Linked DNA regions of Homo sapiens: region 1 is linked to region 2. Evidence: chromatin loops called from intact Hi-C (ENCODE). Cell type or tissue: B cell. All regions are shown on one strand. Each heading gives the region's core, and the rest is flanking DNA. Links, peaks and the distances in the headings are about the cores only.

The links. Hi-C counts contacts between places; a loop is a spot of excess contacts. Peaks named below come from ENCODE experiments on the same cell type or tissue, not always from the same donor. Only the 100,000 strongest peaks of a DNase experiment are listed, where the experiment ranks them.
Region 1: it touches region 2 in a loop (6-fold over the local background); 2 of 110 quality-filtered maps call a loop at or near these places.

What each region holds. Positions count from the first base shown.
Region 1 is chr6:137,426,595-137,437,033 of GRCh38, reverse strand. LOC102723633 (a long non-coding RNA gene) reads right to left here. Exons shown (of 5, transcript XR_943053.1): 3 at 6,703-6,811. Among named protein-coding and RNA genes, the nearest start is that of OLIG3, 63 kb to the left of the region's middle. RefSeq lists an enhancer at 5,974-6,063. In B cell, for the core only: no CTCF peak of the experiment used is centred there; DNase peaks (open chromatin) are centred at 4,853 and 5,823; H3K4me3 peaks cover 1,547 bases; H3K27ac peaks cover 311 bases.
Region 2 is chr6:137,098,869-137,109,307 of GRCh38, reverse strand. No RefSeq gene overlaps it. Among named protein-coding and RNA genes, the nearest start is that of IL20RA, 59 kb to the right of the region's middle. RefSeq lists an enhancer at 3,128-3,187. In B cell, for the core only: no CTCF peak of the experiment used is centred there; DNase peaks (open chromatin) are centred at 6,147 and 6,567; H3K4me3 peaks cover 1,041 bases; H3K27ac peaks cover 2,374 bases.

The sequences.
Region 1 (10,439 bases), core at 4,730-7,229, 330 kb before region 2:
ACTGTTCTCAACACAAAGAAATGATAAATGTTTGAGATAATGGATATGCTAAGTACCTTGATATGATTATTACACATTATATGCATGTATTGAAATGTCACACTCTACCTTATGAATATGTACAATTATGTGTCAATTAAAAATAATAACAAAAAATTTATTCTCTTGTCAGTTTTCAAATATATAACATGCTATTATTAACTATACTCACCTTGCTGTGCAATAGATCTCAAAAATTATTCTTTCTGTCTAAGTGGAACTTTGTATACTTTGAGTAGAAAAAACCAAATAGAAAAATGTGTGAAGAAGTGAAAAGGCATTTTACAGAATAGGAAACTAAAATGGTTAACAAGTATTTGAACAGATGCTCAAATTCACTAATAATGAGATAAGTACATGTTACTACAGTAATGAGAAGCGACATCACATTCATTAAAAGTTTTTAAGTGCCAAATGGAGTATGCAGAAAAACAGAAATCCTATCTTGCTAGGGACCACTGAGTAATCATCTGACTATGCCCTAGAACCTTTACTCCCGGTCTATAATCCAGAGAAATTCTCATTCGAGATGATAAGGCTCATGTACTAGAATGTTTTGGGCCTTCCCATTTCTTTTTTTAACATTTAAAAAATATCATTAAAGAACTACTACTATACGACATGAAAATATTTAAAATTCACAAAAACATATTATTAACATTTTGGGTTATCTTCTTTTAGAGTTCTCTGGTTACTTTCATACTATTTTAATTTTTAAAAGCAAATTTGCTATCAAAATTTGAAGACTGTTCTATATTCTATTTTACTTTACTTTTCCTATAGTAAAGTATATTTGGTATCTATATTTCTAGAATGAGATTTTTAATCATTACATATATCTTCATATTTTATTTTAACCATTAGATTACATTTCCATACATTGTAATTATATTTCTTCTTTTTATTTTTTCCAGCTTTACTGAAGTATAATTGACAAATCAAAATTTTATATATTTAAAGTATACAATGTGAATTTTTTTTTTTTGAGATGGAGTCTTGCTCTGCCATCCAGGCTGGAGTGCAATCGAGCAATCTCGGCTCACTGCAAACTCTGCCTCCGGGTTCAAGGGATTTGCCTGCCTCAGCCTCCCAACTAGCTGGGACTACACTAGCCCACCACCATGCCCGGCTAATTTTCGTATTTCTAGTAGAGACAGGGTTTCACCATGTTATATTGGTCAGGCTGGTCTAGAACTCCTGATCTCAAGTGATTGGGCTGCCTCGGCCTCCCAAAGTGCTGGGATTACAGGCCTGAGCCATGGCGCCGGGCCACAGTGTGATGTTTTAATGTCTGTATACATTATGAGATGATCACCACACTCAAGCTAATTAACATATCCATGCCTTCATATAGTCACCTTTTTGTGTGTATATGAGTGTGTGCAGTGAGAACACTTATACCTACTCTGCAAATTTCAAGTATACAATACAGTATTATTAACTAAAGTCATAGTCACTTGGTTGTATATTAGATCTGCAGAAATTATCATCCTGCCTATAAAAACTTTGTACGCTTCCACCAACATCTTCCCATTTTCCCCACCCTTAGTTGCTTGCAACCACCATCCTACTCTCTGCTTCTATGAATTCAACTTTTTTAGATTCCATATATGAGCGAGATCATGCACTACTTCCTTCTGTCTGTTTTGTTTCACTTACCATAATGACCTCTAAGTTCACTTTAGCGTTGTTTGTGATAGCAGAGAGGTGGAGGCAATCCAGCTCTCCATCACTGCAGGAATGGACAAAATAAGATGTGGTGGATGTGCATCAGATTCTACCATGCAGCCATTAGGGGCAATGAGCTAGATATAAGCAGGACTAAGATTTTTACCTTAGTACTCTGGAAGAAGAATAAAACACAGAAAGAAGTCCATAGCCCATTGTATTTTATACAAATAAATACATCCAAATCAATAACACTACACATTTCCCAAGGATATATACAAATTCAAGGTTATAGACCACGCATATTAGAAAAGTTTTCTGTGACAGGAGAAGAATGGAAAATGGAAAGGACAATCAAAAGAATAAATAAATAAATCATGAAAGGAGCCCAACAAGGGTGATAGTGTGACTTTCATAGAGAGATGTGGTTAATTCAACCCTTTTCACCCGAGTGGGATGTGTGGCATGCTAACAAACATGGGTGAGATAACGAGGGTTCAGGAAATCTTACTTTCCATTTCTGTCATTGTTGTTGCCTATGGTCTGATTCCTTTCTCTTAATGATGCAGTAAAGAGGTAGCAAATACAGCAAAGTGCTTCATAAGTCAGGCTCAGGCATTAGTCAGTCCTTGGTCAAAATTCTAACTCCAAATAATTATTAACTACCTTCTTTCGGGCAGTTATTTTCTTAGGCACCTATCCTCAGTTGTCTCATCTATAATCTGGTGTTAATGATACTGAATAAGAGTTTTGTGAGTACTAAATTGGAGAAGACATATAAAGCATTCATTCACTGTAGTCTCTGGTATCAATAATTGCCCAACACGTGTTGGTACTAGTTTTTTTTTTTTTTCATTCTAGAAAACTCAGTGACTTCTGGTTACCCATTTTTATTCTTCTCTCTTTTAACATTTTGATCAATGACTTGGATAAAGACAGTCATGCCATCCCTGTCGAACTGGGAGACAACACAAAATTGAAATGGCAGAATCAGATTTCAACCCACAAACTAAAATGATGAACTGATGTCAATAAGATAATACATAATAGGGATTAACATAAAGTTGAGTATTAGATCTAATCCAGAATGATGAGAACTGAATAAAAGCAACACTTAAAAAAATAAGTACTCAAGGGTTTTAGGACAACATGAATCCACAGAGCAATGAGGTTGCTGTTGAAAGAGTCCACATGTGCTTAGATTACATCCATAGAGTTAGGTAGAGTCCTGCTTTAATTTCCACATGTGAGGAATTTGTTCCAGGGATCACACTCTGAGAGGAAGGGTAACCAACGAAAGAATATTTGGAAGAAAGGGAGAAGGGAGGGTGGGAGGACTGGAAACCCCAAAATGAAGAAATGCTGAAAGAATCGAGGGTGCTGTGCTTGGTGAAGGAAAGCTGAGGTTAAGCACTAAAGGTGTCTTCAAAATTATTAAGACGGGATCAGACTTACTGCAGGGATCCACTCACTGGAGTCAGCGAATGGAGTTTTACAGGGGCAGATTTCAGCTCAGCGTAATAACTACATTTTCAGTTGCCAGCACTGACAGACTGGAGGGGGCAACTCAGCAGAACAGTGGAACCATTCGTGAAGGCACCTATACAGAATCTGACAATTCCCTTACCTAGGAATGTCATCCAGGAGATTCCCAGAAAAAGTAGAGGATGGCACTGGATAACTTCTAGGGCCCTCCAATTCCAATGCTGAATTTTCAATATTCATTTCCAAGTGTTTATCACCTGCCAGGACCCAAGAACCTTCTAGCATGATCCCTAGAACAACGTCCTGACTTGTGGAAATTGGAGCAGGACTCTGCCTGACTCTATGGATGTAATCTAAACACACGTTGACTCTTTTGACAACCTCATTGCTCTATGGATTCATGTTGTCCTAAAACCCTTGGGTTTTTTCTTCACATGTTGCTTTTATTCGGGTCTCATAAGTCTGTATTTGCCCTAATACCCACGGAGAATATGTTTCTGAGATTGCAATCTATTCAGCATAAGGTTTTGATATTGATTTTTACAAACACATGTATTTCATGAGCCAAGAATGCCTGTATATTTTTCAACTACACCCATTTTCAGATTAGTTTTATACTTTCATCTAAATTAAATGAATTACTTTTTCTCTCAACATTTTTATTTGTGCTCTACTACTGTTTAATAGTCTCTCTGTCAATATACTGAAGATATCAGGTTGAATACAACTAGTTTGATTTAATTAAGGAATAGCTTCAATCATGCATGAGATGCATTGAAATTTCATAACTGTGAAAGATCAAGTAATTTGTTAATTCCAATTCCTAAAACTCCTCCTTCCCATTGCCAATCATTGTCCAAGTTGGGAGTGGGAGGGGAGATTATTTCATGAAGCCATGACCACTTGCTTTAATGCCTTTATCTAAAAGCTTTCTTCAGCGAGTTGTTTGGTAGCCCAGCCAAATAGGCCATGTGTGACAGATATTAGGTAAACTGGCCTCAGGGAAGGAGTGTGCTTTGCACACTAGTTGGCGGTTTCCATAGTACTCTCCAGGGCTGAGATAATAAGCAATCCAAGAGCAGGAACCTTATCTTGTACACTTTGTATCCCTCCCACCTCCCACCACAGCCCCTGGTGCATAGTAGGCAGACAATATGTATACTGCCGGAATGAGTGAATGAGTGAATATGAATAAACGAGTGGATGGATGACGGCGGACAGATGGCACCAAGGAAGAATTTGCTCTCTGCTTTAAGTCAAGCATGTCAGGGTTCAGCTTCAGTTCCTGGGCTCCATTTCTGCCTCTCACCAGACCAACTCCCCTCTGCTGAGCTTGATGAGCATGATGCCTGTGGGTAGAATGTGTTCTGGGGGGGATGATAGCTGCCTGATATGAGAGATGATATCAGAGATTAGTTAACCATATGGGCTGAGTCCCAGGGGAGGTGTGTGAAATGAATCAGATTAAACAAAATTGATAATGTGAATGCTTAATCAAACAGACAAAGGTAGTCTGTGCAGCTAATTAGGGGCAAATAGAGCGTCCCTCTTGTACCTCATTTAACTGACAAATTGTGCAGACAGTTTTAATGGGAGTCTGTTTAGCAAAGAGAAGGCTGTATAGTTGACAGCTTGGCAAAATGTGGTTTCTGTAACACCACATGATGCTTATGGAAATTAGCCTGGTGCAGCTGAGCTCTGAGCAGTCCTGGGTTGTGCAAATCACAGCAAAACCGACCTTTCACAGCCTGCTGGTCACTGCAATCTTAAAGGCAACGAACTCGCTTTTTAGTATTTTGAAAGGTTGAAGGGTATAGACTCCAAACTTAAATGAAATCTGCTATTACCACATCCAATGCAGAAGTCAAGAAGTAATAAGAGAGAGACAGAGAGACGTCCTGATGAGAGAAGCAGAATCACCCTTCAGATGGATGCAAAGTGGTGGCATTTGCAGCTAGGTGCATTGACAGACCAAGCAAGGCAACTTCGGAAGAACAATGTAGGCTGCTGAAGCTTCAAAAGGTTTAGAGACATTGTACCAGAATCTTTTGGCATTTTCACCATGGTCTCACCAACATCTCAGCCTTTTGCTTCCTTTCTGCCTTCCAAACCTCAGTAGGCCCTATTCCTTCTCCTTTTGCAAATGACAGCACCTTCCTCTCTGATATTGTCATGTCTTTGGACTTCTGCTATTGGAGACTGTGAGAGAATTCCTGGGAGCAAGTGCTCTTTCAAGAGGAGACAGCACATGCAGCTTGTGTTGGTTTCGTAGGTTCACAGGGAACAGAGCTCTCGTGGGCCTGGTCAGAGAAGGAAAACTTGAAGCTCCATTGGCCATACCTGTCATGAACAGCACCATTTGCTGCTCCATGGAGAACTAGGGGAAAAGAAACCTAGCATTGGTGTGGGGACTTGGGGTTCTGGGGGGCTCTCCTGTGGATTTGGATCCCCTAATGTTGTGTGTAATGCTCAGTTGCATGGAATTAGGCATTCCAGGGATAAATGGAGTTGCAAGGTTTGCATTAGCCTGTGTGCCAGCGACAGGATGTCATTGTCTGAACACAGGGACTGGAACTCGGGGTTGGATTCACACTGTGGAGATGAGCTTCCCCTTTCTTGGGTACCCATGCATGGCTCACAGTTTCTGTCCCACTAAAGGGAGTAAGGCCATGCATGAAGAGTATTCTTTTAATGAAGTGATTTTTGTGAATCACTCCACCAGTCAAACATGGTCCCTTCCGGAAAATGAACAGTTTTGCATAAAACGGTCCATTAGTGTCAATGGAGAGGGTCTGACCTCTCACAGAGGAGAGGGCTCCTCTGTAAGCCTAGTCAAGTGGAACTTCTGGGTTTGTGCTTAGACTTGAAGACTATGCCTGCCTCTCTACCCCAGGAGATTTTACCCTATGTTATTATGCATTAAATGCAAAAGCAGGAGTAATTCTACTTTCAGTTCGGGATGAATACATTTAGCAAAGTTGAATAAGTACTTTAACACACCCAAATGCTCATGATTTTAAAAAATTGTTGTAAGTAGTCTATTTATTAATTTTCATTGTTTTAAACCAGAAGAATGACCATGTTTTTAATCACATCAAAGCTACACACATACTCAAAACTGTATTGGCACTAACACAAATCAAATTTATTCTTCACTTTTTGCCCTGAAGTTTAGGGGGTCTTTGCTTTCTTGATCAGTAGAGGCAATTGAAGTGGCAAAACACATTCACTGGAAAAATGGGAGATATTATTTGGAGTCATTATGAAAACAACTTGTAGGTTTTTAGATTTTTTACTCTGTTTAAATTTACTAAATTAATTGTTCTAAGGGAAAACTATGGGTAATAAAAGGAAAATATTAAAGAAAAGGAAAGAGATTTTGCAAAGCCAAAAACTTAACTACTGATAACATCCACAAGGAATTCATTCATCTCTAAGAGATTAGCATAGCCTTTTACTTTTGGAGGTTTGACCCTTACCAGACTTTGTTTTTTGATTATAAAAACTTACCAAATTTCTTATTCCTAGACTTTTAACTTCTGCAGGGATCATCAATCTTGTATGATGGATGAACTCTATTATTAAAAGACATAAATGTGACTGTACCTGCATAGAAAATCTGAAATGCAATATTGAAGCAGTAGTTATCAACTTTAGAAAAACATAAAGGAAATAAAATGAAGCATTTTCATTACATTATTACTGATATCATTTATATAGTTCTATAGATCAATTTTACACTTTGATTTACCCCTGTCAATAGCAAACTTTTTTTCCCAGATAGTTTCTCTTTGAAGGAAATGATTAATTAATATGTAATTCAAAAACAATTGAAGGAGGCTAATGATTGAGGGAAGACTTTTGGGCTTCCATTATCCAAAGTCATGGCCCAGGGTTGCATACTCACTGGACTTCAGCTTTGACCTAGATGGAGCCAAAGTCTGTCTTCTTAGATCTACCTGGGGGGCAAATTCATTAATGACAGATTTTTCATTCTGTTTTCTTCAGTGACTTGCCTATAGGAGACCTCTTGGTCAAGACACCAGCGTTCAAAGTGAAGTGACGAAGAGCTCATTACTGAGGGAATGCTGCTTGCACACAACTAATTGATAGCATTCAGGCCTTTCCAAATCCAGCTGGAGCCTAAATTATTAGGTACCACACTTCAGAGGATAACAGCTTCATCACTAGCTTGGTTGTCCTCACCAGGTAAACATGGTCCTTGTATGAGAAGGGATCTCTGAGCCCTGGAGACAGGCCAGGGACTGGGAGGGGAGAAGCAGAGCTCAGCTGGAAGTGGAACTAGGGGAATGAAAGTCTACTAAAGCCAGACCAGCATTCCATGGTTAAAGGTTCTCTGGGCAGCAGGAGCAAGATTAAAATGGGATTAATATAAAGAAGAAAAAGTAAAAAGGCTATTTTGACTCAGGCAGAGTAAGATTGGAAGACTGTTTGCATTTTTGCCTTAAATCAACATTTCTATTTTTTTTTTCTGTTAATAGAAAAAAAAGTTAGACAAAATTACTTGATAGTTCAGGACAAACCATTCCTTCTATCTTTACACCACTATTTTGTTTCACCCATATTTACATTTGCTGGAATGATTCTGGCTGTACAAATCTGATGTTTGCTTACAAAATTCAGCATCTGGATTTTGGCTATCTGGCTATCTGTTGCTTCTAACATCTTTGACTTTAGTCACAAAATAACCTTTCTCCATTCTGGATTTCAGGTCCATGTTTGCACAACAGCAAAACATCTAGATAACAGAGGAGAAATTCAGGCATCCATCACATGATCTTCTTCTCACATAGTAACTTCTCATGTAGTTAATAGTTAATTTTACTTCCTTTATGCAGATTTAAGTGGCAAGTTATTTATGACAACTTTTAGTCATAACACTTGACATGTGATTAGTAAGAAATTATAGGTTCAATTGAATAAGTGATAAATTATCATATATTTTAAATTCTGAATTATTTGCTGAAATTATTTTCCAAAGTATCAAAACAAGTATATGTTTCTAAGACTGTTTTTGAACCAAATAATTTTAAATGTTTATTAAAATCACAAAAAACATACAGAAAGCGCTAATTTGCTCTCTAACCTTTCAAATATCAATTTGGTAAAATGTCCCACATTTCATCTTCAGAAATTATTTAGTGACAAAATGCACATTAATTTCAGTAAAAAACATATTCAATGAATGTCAGTTCTTTAAAATTATAATTGTTTGATTGGCTGCATTTTTTTTTTTTTTTTACTTTTTGCCATCAGTGTATTGGTTGTTCCAAGTAAATCTGAAGAACTCTCATAAAAGTAAGCTCTAGGTCAGTTTTTAAAGGAACATAAAACATAATATCCAGCTCCAATATTAATGAGTCCTATCAGATAGTGCAACTGCCCTTTTTAGGGGCTTGAATCTTTTTCTACCATCTGAAATGACAAGCCATTCTGCCACCTGGATGGGTTCCAACTATTATCCTCATGTATCATAGTGTGAGAGGGAGGGGGAGGAATGGAGAAGGAAAAGGCATCTGGAAGGCCAGAAAATTCACTTTGGTCAAATAGTAAAGAGCTTCTAAACCATTTTTTTCTTCTAACTTTCAGATGCTTCACTGTTTCTGTCATCAGCAAATCTGAAGTTTTCCTGGACCATTTCATCAACCTGACACAACGGAAGTGGGAGTGGACCGCTGGTCACTGTCCACACAGTGCTGCTTGAGTTAATTGATAAACCTCGCCTCTTTATTATCAGCGCTGGCCTTCTGTCTACAGCCACACAGCCTATTGCCCCTCCAAGGCACTGAGATTTCCTTGTGGAATTCTAGCAGATATTGGAAATTTTGGTGGCAAATTAGCAGGGGCCACAAACCAGAAGTGACAGCTCCAGTACCCTGATGGGGAGAATGTAGCAATACCTTGCCCACAGCAATTGGCCAGGCTTATCATATGGACTAATCACAACAGATCTGGGGAAATAATGGGCACCAGATGTTATCGCTTTGTAGGCTGGAGCTCTCCAGAGACGACAGCCATGATAGGAAAGCTTCCTCAAAACAGGAACATGATTCTGTCGCTTATTAATCAAGCCAGGAGGCTGGGTGTGATCATCTACTCCTTCCTCAATGCCATGGTTTCCTTCTGCTCTGTTAATGAATAGGGAAACAGTTTCTGTGTGTGGTGTGTGTGTGTGTGTGTGTGTGTGTGTGTGAATCTGGATGTGTCTATCACACATGTACACATAAAATTCAATTTACTATCTATAAGCATGCTTCCCAGAATTAAATTTTTTTCTTGAATCAGTTATATTCAGCATTGGTATACTGAGGACTCTCTTAATTAAGTATTTATTTTATTTATCCTAATTACCCTCAACTTTAAGAAGATTGTATATTTTTAACACATTACGTGATACAAATGGAAAAAAGGACTGGCCGAGGCAACATGGCGAAACCCTGTCTCTACCAAATATATATATATACATATACGTGCATGTGTGTGTGTGTGTGTGTATGTGTGTGCATGTGTGTGTGTGTGTGTGTGTGTGTGTACATAAATTGGCCAGGCATGGTGACATGTGTCTATAGTCCCAGCTACTCAGGGACTGAGGTGTGAGGATTGCTGGAGCCTCAGATGCTTGAGGTTGCAGTGAGCTGAAATCACACCATTGCACTACTGCACTCCAGCCTGGTTGACAGAAGAAGACCCTGTCTCAAACAAAAAAAAGAAAAAAAAGAAAAATGATGAAACAAATTCTCATTTCTACCGGCCTTCCTGACTTCTCCATGGATATTTAGCACTACAAATTTAGCTTATTAGGAAAACTAAACCCATCTTTTCCCTTCAAGCCCTCCCAATTTCACTTACGGTCCTACTTACATGAAAGCCATCACCCCGCACCACCCCCCCATTTATCTAGACCTAAACTTGGAAGTCACCTTGTACTGCCCTTCGCTGAGTCTGTCTCCTAAAGGTAGAGTCCTTTCCCTTCTCACAGCCACTATCCAAGTTCAGTTTCTCTTCATCTCATTTGTAGGGTATTACTGTAACCTCCAAAATGGCCTTGATTCTGGTCTCTCTCCTGCCCTTGATTTTTGGATTTCTCATTAGCTTCGCATCCCTACATACATCCTCAGCTCCAGCCATGCCAACCTCATGAAGATATCTTCCTCATGGTGTTCTCTCAAGCTCTTTGCCTTGCACTTTCTGTCCTGCCTTGGCTGCATTAAAAGGGGTGCAATACA
Region 2 (10,439 bases), core at 5,110-7,609:
GTTCACACATAAGAAGATTCTAGGCCATCAGTGCAGCAAATACAGAATTTCCTCATCATTTAGGAAATTAAATCTATTAACATTTAGGGAAAAAAACTTTATATGAGCATTTGCCTGAAATTCAGGTGGTATTGAAACATTTCCTGCAATGAGAGAGAAAATAACACAGAAAATAAATGCTGCTTTAGTGACTTAAGTAATAATTGCATGCCGTCCCCTGGAGTGTTTTCTGTCCTTAGGAGCAGAACCCTATTGCACTTTGTTGGAGTGGAATGAGAGTAGGGATAATATATAAATACCTTTTAAAGAGGATCTAATAAAGTCACAAATAACAGAGTCAAATGGAGTACTAAGGGAAAGTAGGATCATTCAGACTAATCCTGTAACTTTGAGATTGACATCGAAAGCTTCAGATGTTTAAGTGGTTATTTCCTTGTTTGTGAAAGGTTTTGTTGGGAAAAGGCCCCCCAAAATCTGGCCATAAACTGGCCCAAAAAATGGCCATAAGCAAAATCTCTGCAGCACTGTGACATGTTCGTGATGGCCATGACACCCACGCTGGAAGGTTGTGGGTTTACCGGAATGAGGGCAAGGAACACCTGACCTACCCAGGGTGGAAAACCACTTAAAGGCGTTCTTAATCCACAAACAATAGCATGAGCGATCTGTGCCTTAAGGACATGCTCCTGCTGCAGATAACTAGCCAAACCCATCGCTTTATTTCAGCCCATCCCTTTGTTTCCCATAAGGAATACTTTTAGTTACTCTATAATCTATAGAAACAATGCTTATCACTGGCTTGCTGTTAATAAATAAGTGGGTAAATCTCTGTTTGAGCTTCTCAGCTCTGGAGGCTGTGAGACCCCTGATTTCCCACTCTACACCTCTATATTTCTGTGTGTGTGTCTTTAATTCCTCTAGCGCTGTTGGGTTAGGGTCTCCCCAACCGAGCTGGTCTTGGCAGGTTTGAGGGTGGCTGGAGACATGTACTAGAAACAATATACTGGACTGTCTGAATCATGAGTTTGATCCAAAGCGGTGCTTCCAATGTATATGTTTCCATGTGTGTCATGCATAAACATACACACACATCATTATGCTAATATATACATGTCTAGGCACTCACATGTACAACTGTGCATATCAATATTATTTTCTAAAGAGAAGAATTGTGTTTTCTTTTTCAAGATGTGAGAAATGTCCATTTTTTGCTTTTGCCCCAAATTTTTACTGTTTATAAAGTTTTACTACAGCTAAGGAATTTTGCAATGCCTGAGTAATAAGACAGATTATTACTAGCCATACTAACTTGGAAACCCCCTAGATGTTTCTCTTAAAACTTTGGTTTGGGGTGGTCAGATGTGGAAAGAAAAGGGGAAGAAATGCAGAAGATGTGAAAAGGAGTCTGATGGGAAAGTATGCCTTTCTGTATTCTACTACTAACTAAATCATGTTTCTCAAACTTTGGATACTTTTTTTTCCAAACATGCTTCTCAAACTTTAGAAACTTGAGAAGCTTTTTTCAAAATATACGTGTACAGCCCACAACACTGGAGATTCTTTCATGGAGTCTGGGGCAAGAATCAGCAAACTTTTTCTGTGTAAAGATTAGAGAGTAAATATTTTAGACTCAAGGCCATATAATATTTGTCAAAACCACTCAGTTCAGCCGTTGTAGGGCAAAAGCAGCCATAGACCATATGTTAACAAATGAGCATGACTGTGTTCCAATAAAATGCCATTTACAGGACAGATTTGGCCTCCAAGCTGTAGTTTGCCCACCTGTGGTGTTCAGTGACACCCAGGAATACTATACTTGGAAAAGTGTTATGCATCTATAAAATTCTCATTAAAATTTATTTTTAAAACTTACCAAAAACTCAACAGGAAAGTTATAAAGGGTTAGAATAGGCAGTTCCAAAACTAGAGAGAGATGAGAGAGAGAGAGAGAGAGACAGAAGGAGGGAAGGAAGGAAGGAAGGAAGGAAGGAAGGAAGGAAGGAAGGAAGGAAGGAAGGAAGGAAAGGAGGGAGGAAGGAGGGAGGGACCGGGTGCAGTGGCTCACGTCTGTAATCCCAGCACTTTGGGAGGCCAAAGCAGGTGGATCATCTGAGGTCGGGAGTTCGAGATCAGCCTGGCCAACATGGTGAAACACCATCTCTACTAAAAAATACAAAAATTAGCTGGGCATGGTGGCAGGCGCCTTAATCCCAGCTACTTGGGAGGCAGAGGCAGGAGAATCATTTGAACCCAGAAGGTGGAGGTTGCAGTGAGCAGAGAAAAAGCCATTGCACTCAAACCTGGGGGACAAGAGAGAGACTTCTCTCAAAAAAAAAAAAAAGGAAGGAATGAAGGAATGAAAAGAAAGAAAGAAAAAGAAAAAGGAAGGAAGGAAGGGAAGGAAGGGAGAAAGAAAATGATTTTATAAAGGAAGGAAAAAATGCTAAACATAATTTTTTAAATGCAAGCTAAAACAAGACACCATCTTTTACCTAATAAATTGGCAAAAACTAAAAAGTCAGATAAGACGCAATTTTGTGAAGCCATGGGGAAGCCAGCACCCTTAGTATGAGGATAGGATAATACAACTTCAGAGGGCAGTTTGGACACAAATTATAAAATTACAGGGCACAAATATTTATGTATAAAGAGGGATTATAATAGCAATATATTGGAAACAATCTAAAAATCCTCCAAGAGGGACATGGTTGAAAAATTACCGTATATCTGTTAAGTCGTATGCTACATAAGCACTATAAAGAATAAGGTAGACCAGTATGCTGACCATAATATTGGTTAACCCCCCAAAACTATTCTCACTTTTTCTTCGGTGGGGCTGCCCCGACTTAAGATGACTTTTTTCAAACTTTTTGCAGCTAAATGTAGCCAATTACCTGAGTTCTCACCAAATGGAAATGAATGAAATTGGTATGTTCATCTTCCAGTTCCTCTTCTGAAAGATGTTTACTTTCAAATCACCTTTCCTTTTTCTATGTCTTTAGCAGCTGTGGAAGCTATGATTTGAAGACAATTGCTTGACTTCACTCAAATGCATCCCTGAATGATTTCCTGGAACAGAACCTGCACTGTACTGCACTGTAATATGTGAGAGAAATAAATATCTATCCTATTTAAACCAGGGCATTTTGGCTTCTCTTTGCAGCAGCTGGGCACTTGCCCTAAATAATACAGAAATGTGCATAGTGCTGCCATAACTGAAACCTAAGATGTGGCATTGGTACAATGAGAGAATCACAGGTGATGGGGACGTGGGTATTTCAGGCTAAAATGTTGACCACCCTTGTTCTATTGTCAAAAAACATTTGGCAAAGCTATTACCTACAATAACTGGAGAAGCAGATCGCTTCTCCTATTGCTTCAAATGAAGCTATTGGAAAGAATCCAAATGTCAATCTGTGTTGGCTTCTCTTTGCTGTCTATAAACAGGTTTTTAAAAAAGTGATCAACTAAGACAAGAATTGACAAGTTTGCAAGCAGAGCTGGAAGAAAGTAGAGAGCATCCAAAAAGAAGAGACTTGTTAAGGGTTGAAAAGCCAACTGATACGTAAAGAGGCTTATAATAGCACTTAATTGAACCAGAGCTGCAAGTGATAAAACCAGTACTCACGCCCTTTCTCAAAGGCCTGTTAAGACTCCTCAGCCACACAGAGAGGAAGCCTCAGGCAAAGAACAAATCCAGGGTGTTGCCTTTCTACCCAAGCCAATTTTTTTTTTTTCAGATAGCTTCAAGGTACCTACGATTCAAACAGGAAAGAAAAGTGTGTCAAACCTACAAGCCAGGAAATAGGTCAGCCTGAATATCCACGTGCAGAAAAGAACATTGAGAGTGGTCAGTGGCCCAGGTACTGACTGGAAGTAAGCAGACCCAAAGCCAACTGAGTTCTTAATCAGAAGCAGTGTTTTGGTAAAAAACCCTGGTGAATAAGACATTCAATAAGTCACATGAGTATGATGGGCTCAGAAGGCAAACCCAAATCTGGATGTGTCTCCCCCATTGAGGACAAATCACTGCCCCCTCCAAGATGTTCACGGGCTGCTTCCTGCCATTGACTGACGGGACACTCAGGCCTGCAGCAGCCAAGTCAGCCTCAGTGAGAGGAGGCCTATTCTTCTGAGCCATGTGGGACCCCTGACCTTACTGCACAGACATTTGCTCACGAGCACATTGAGAAAATGCCAGAGTGTGAAACTGAGTAGGTCACATGTCCACAGAACAGGTCACCTTGTCCATTGATCCTTGACATCCTGCAGTTTTATTTGTGCTGTAAGGTTGGATCCAGTCTTGCTATGCTCCTCCTGCTTCATGGTTTAATGGTCCAGAGAAGACCCATTCATGATGAGAAGTATGGGCCACATGGTCACAGGGCACCCCAGGGTCAGGCTTTTAGCCTCCCTCAGAGACCACTAATAAGCCAACAGATGTTTTCCAGAATGAGACTAGTTATTTCCTGAAGAGGGTAGGATTTTAGTCCAAAACCCTGGAAGCCATGGCCGTGTGTCTACTGTCAGGGTTTGCCACCAACTTCCTGCTTGGTCTCCTCTCTAGTGTTACCTCTTCCATCTAACTTTCATATTACAGCCAGAGTGATGTTTCTAAAACTGAAATCTGGCCCTGGCTAAAATCTGATCATTAATTTGTACATCTTTAATAAGCATCAATTATGTGCCTGTTCTAGGTCTCGAGAATTCAGCAGGGACAAAGTAGAGGGCCCTTGTTTTATCCTTTGAATCTGTAAAAGAAGCTAACCTCATAATGTGACATGAGGGGCACTAGCCCTGCAATGGCGGCAAAATTTCACCATTAGACTTTCATTCTTTGAACAAAGCTGTTTATCTTATTCTAAAATGCAAATGTGCTTGAGCACAGTAAAGCTTTGTCATTCATGGTCATAAACAATTTTGGGTAAATTTATTTATATGATGAGTTCCAATATGACAACCCAAGCTTATCTAGATGAGTTTTGTGGCATCCTTGATAGGGGCTTTTATAGACAGGAAAAATTACTAAGGGGATACTGTGATTTTCTTAAATTAATACTTTATTTATTAAAATTACAAATTTAAATTCCTCATTATTCCTTGAATTTTTAAGTCCAACTCATAAACCTTATTACTTTGTTTATGAATCTGGCAACTTTTAACCATCACTTTTAAGTGGCCTTTTATACTTTAATTGAATTAGTTTAAATATTTAAAAACTTGATTTTTTTTACCCTTTTTGAATACTTCAATTGTGCAACAAAAAAGTTCAAGAACTGTAAGATATCTAAGCCTTTACCCTACCTGGAAACTAACTAATTGACTTGTCAGTGTTTCTTAGATGCTGGCAGAAGACATGAGACTCTTGGATCAGAGACAAAGGGCTTTAATACTCACAGCAATAGCTTTAACCAGAGTGTCATTCTTTTGCATCAGTCCACTTTTTGTTAGGTCTGGAATAGGACCCAAATACAATGTGATGAATAAATTTAATGTGGTACCCTAAATGGGATCCAGGTACAGAAAAGAAAAAAAAGGACATTAAGTAAAAACTAAATAAAGCATGGACTTTAGTTAACAATAATGTATCAATTAATTTAGTTCATTATTTATGACAAATGTACTATACTAATATAAGATTTTAACAATAGGGGAAACCAGGCGTGGGGTATATATATGAGAACTCTCTGTACTATCTTCATAATTATTTTGAAAATTTGAAAATATTCTTAGTTTTTTTAAGTTGAGCAAGTGAAAAATATTAGATAAAACGACAATACATATTGTACTTGAATTTAGAAACATTGTGAAAATTATAGCCAAATGACTGAAGTTTGGGAACACTGGTTTTGAGAATAACAGGGATGGCTGAACTATGCTGAACCCTTGATCCTTCCCACCAGTGTGACAGGAAGATGTGTGATTACACCACAGTACTATCTACCCACAGCTTACAATTTCAGATGGTTATTCCACAGCACTAAGTAGAAGACTCTTTCATGAACCATCCTGAGAATGGGCAGGCACTAACCACCAAAAGCAGAGCTGAAACTTCTCTGAGAGTGAGACATGTCTTTCTTTAGAGGAACTGGGGCTTCTTGGTGGCTGGGTTCTCAGGGGATTTCTTAGTGGAGAGTTACTATAAACATCTAAGCTCTGGTTTACCACAAAGGTTTGGCCCTTCAGACACCTGGTGTCTTTTAGCAGCACCCTCAGCAAACATGAGTCCTTGTCTACAGATAAGACCTCAGGCTCAGAGAATAGGGATTGGAAGCTGAGGATCACACCACTGATGGCCCATTCTCAGGAGCCCTCTACCATCTCTCTTCTCACCCTGTTCACAATCACCTAGGGATTGTAGCACTTGTCCCCCTCCCCAACTTCAACACCCAAGGTCCCAAAGTGATAGACAGAGTGCCAACATTCCTTATCTGTAAAATAGAGGATAACAGGAGAGAGATGGTCTACATCAGCAAGTCTGGAGTTTTAGCCTATGCAATAATTGTCTGGAAGGCTTGTGAAAACACAGGGAACTGGGCCCCACCTCCAGAGTTCCTTTTTCATAGAGTCAGTAATTTGCATTTCTAACAAATCCCAGGTGACACTGATGCTCTGGTTGGGAGCTGCACTTTGAGAACCACTGGTTTAAATGATCTCAGGGGCATCTTTCAACTTTCATAGTCATTAAATCCATGTGTCTCAGACTCATGTGATCATGAGACTCACCCAGAGTCTTGGTTAAATGCACAGATCAGCAGGCCCCACCCCAAACTTTCTGACTCAGAATTACAAGATGAGCAGCCCAGGTGATTCTTATGATCAGAGGAATTTGGGAATCTTTATAATACCAAAAGCCAGCGCACCATCAGTGAATACGGTCTTTGAGCAGGACATGGTGAGAAATTGAGGGCATTCAAACATGGCACACAGGCCCAGGAGAAATGAGTAAAGCTGAAGGAGGGGGTGAGAAGGGATCAACAGGGTCAAAGTTTTGCCCTGACCCTTGCCCATGGCACGCATAGCACTGCAAAAATCATCTCAACCACTGGACATGAGCCTTTGCTACTCCACTGTCCATTAGATGGGGAGGGAAGGAGGCTCAAGGGGATACAAATGGCCAAGGTGATGCTGGGTCAAAGGGCAACTTCAGAAGGTCATAAATGTAACATTCATTGAGTGTTTTGGCCTTAAATTCATTTATATGATGAGTTCTAATATGACAGCAGCCTAAGCTTGTCTATGAGTTTTATGGCATCCTTGACAGTCGCATTTGTACACAAACAGGTCAACCCACGAGCATGGTGTACTGGGAGGGCTGGAAGGGCTAGAATGGCAGTGCCCATCAAAATACAGCTCAAAGACCCCAGTCATTTTCCCAACAGAAAACAATACCCAATTAAGCTGGAAGCAAGAAAGGGCATAGTGTCTGTAGTTAAGGGGTTGCTTGCCCGTGGACTTCTGAAATCCTGTAATTCTCCCTGTAATACCCTCATTTTGACCATTTTGAAGCCTTTGGGGGAATACCATATGGTACAGGAGCTCAGGGCAATGAATGAGGTCGTGATCCCAGCCCACCCATTAGTGGCAGATCCACGTACTCTTCTGACTCGAGTGCCGGGGAATGCAAAATGGTTTTAAGGTTTTTTGGTCAGATGCCTCCTGGGTTGGACTACATACAAGAAGGTCATCTACATGTTGGAGTATACTCCCACTTTCTAATTGAAAATTCCTCAGATCCCTTTCTAGGGCTCAGGCAAAAAAAAAAAAAAAAAGGAGCTGTCCCAAAAGCCCTGAGGGAGTAATTTCCAAGTGTATTGTTTTGTTTTTCTCTGCCATTCAAAAGGAAAAAGGTATTGAGACTCCAGGCTCAGCGGGCTTAAGTGGTGTGACCAATGTCAGAGGCTATAATAGTTGCAGAATAAGGACTAAAACCTCTTCTAATCCCTAGACCAATGAGTTTCTTCCAGAGAGTGTTATTTGAAGGTAACGTCATCCATTTCGTTAAACTATTTTACCTATGAGTCCCAGAAAATGAAATTCCGTCATTAAGATATTCATTCCTTTGAGCCTTTTAACATCAGTGTCAGATGTCTCTTTTAAGATAAAAATATTTTAAGCCTCTATCAACTAATACATCAATGTGGTTAAACAAAGATGTAGCAGAAAGCTGGGCCTAATGTAGTAGTTAATGAGAGGCATGCCACCACCATAACCCCAACCTGCCTGGCAGGAAGTCGAAAGAGTAAGAGGAGAAAGAATCATGAGTAGGGAGACAGGCCTTCTCAATGGGTGTTTGGGAAGTTCCAGGGCCAGGAGGGCATTATAACTCCTGCTTCTCAATTTTGCCTATGTAGTCCCCAGAAAATACTAGTTGCTTTGAATTAAACAGAAACAGTATTATCTCAACTGAAAGCAATCTGAGGCTTTAGTTTGGCCTAAATTCTTCTCTTACAGACTTCTTTTATTTTTTTTAAGACAGAGTCTCACTCTGTCGCTCAGGCTGGAGTGCAGTGGCACAATCTCAGATTACTGCAGCCTCCATCTCCCGGGTTGAAGTGATTGTCCTGTCTCAGCCTCCTGAGTAACTAGGATTACAGGCGTGAGCCACCACGTTTGGCTAATTTTTCTATCTTTATTAGAGACGGGGTTTCACCATGTTGGCCAGGCTGGTCTTGAACTCCTGAACTCCAGTGATCCACTCACCTCGGCCTCCCAAAGTGCTGAAATTACAGACATGAGCCATGGTGCCCAGCCTCCTCTAATAGATTAAGGGGCAGAAAGAATCTTCTTATAGAGAAAGACACTATCCCGTGATGGCAACCCAAGATGCCCTATCTAAAAGAATGATTTCAAAATGACACTATCCAAAAAAGAAGGCTTAGTCAGGATAAGAATCAAGGCCTTTTCTCTTTTTTCTCTGAAAGTCAGGATTCTGGGCAGTGTCATTTTTCCCTGGTGATAACCCTCCTTTCTTTCCTGCCACGTCATGGGGCTGCTTTAAACCAGAGACCCAAGGATAAGGTTGTTAGAAAATTGGAGAGTGGCAGTGAAAGAGCAGATGCTCCCGCCTTATAAATTAGCAGAAGATTATGCACGGCCAGCTGTACCATGGAACTGCCCAGGTTTTATACCACACCGTGATCCTCTGTGTTTATCATATGGTCCAGCATCTGGTCAATTCTGTCCCCAGCTCCCATATATCTATTCAAATCAAGCTTCGGCTGGGGATTTATTTATGTATATAGCTTCAATCTCAATCAGGATCCCTCCTGAGGTCTTAACTTGCAACACGGCAGGGAATTAACCCAGCAAGTCCTTTGTATCACAACTCTAAGTTACTCATTCACCTGAAGGTAACCTTTTTTTTTTTTCATGCAAGGTTTAGGAAGTGAGGGGGTGGCCAAATGAGGAAGATATGTATGTGTGACGAGAGAGTCAGAGAGAGAGAGAGAGAAGCCTCCAAGTGTTTATACATCAACAAAACCAGACATGGATACTCTGAAATAAGGTAAAAGTAACGTACTGTATGCCTTGAATAAGAAAAAAGGGAAAGAGATTTTCCTGTGTTTAAAAAATCTTGGGCTAAACCTGAAGTTATATAAAAGTTTCCTAAGCATTTTTCTCCTTTGTAACAAGATAGTATTTCCAAGAAGAAAATCCACTAATTGATTTCTTGGCATTGAGTGTTTGCCTGGGGTGTCTTTTTCCATTTATTTTAACAGGTAGATATATGGGCCTGTCATTGTGGTTAGGCCAAAAGAAAGTTCTCATTCTCCTCTCACACCATGCATCAAAACAAATTCTAGATTAACCAAAGAATTAGACTGAAAAAACTCAAACCAAAAATAAACTTAGAAGAAAGCACTTTGCAGGCCGGGTGCGGTGGCTCACGCCTGTAATCCCAGCACTTTGGGAGGCCGAGGCGGGCGGATCACAAGGTCAGGAGATTGAGACCATCCTGGCTAACACGGTGAAACCCTGTCTCTACTAAAAATACAAAAATTAGCCAGAGAGCCAGGTGTGGTGGTGGGCATCTATAGTCCCAGCTACTCAGGAGGCTGAGGCAGGAGAATGGCGTGAACCAGGGAGGCGGAGTGCAGTGAGCCGAGACCATGCCACTGCACTCCAGCCTGGGCGACAGAGCAAGACTCCATCTCAAAAAAAATAAAAAAAGAAGAAAGCACTTTACTATTTTTCTGATCTCTGGAAGGTAAATAGCTTTTAGAATATAGAAACAATGGAAGAAGTCATAATGAAAAAAGACTAATAGACTTTATAACCCCATAAAGCTGTAAATTTTATGAGTCTTAAAATTTAGCATAAACCAAATTAAAAGACAAAAAGAGAGGTGTAAAGTTTTTTGCAACAGTTAATGAATAAAAAGTTAATATTCTTAGCATATGAAGAACTCTTATAGATCAATAAGAAAAACATGAAAA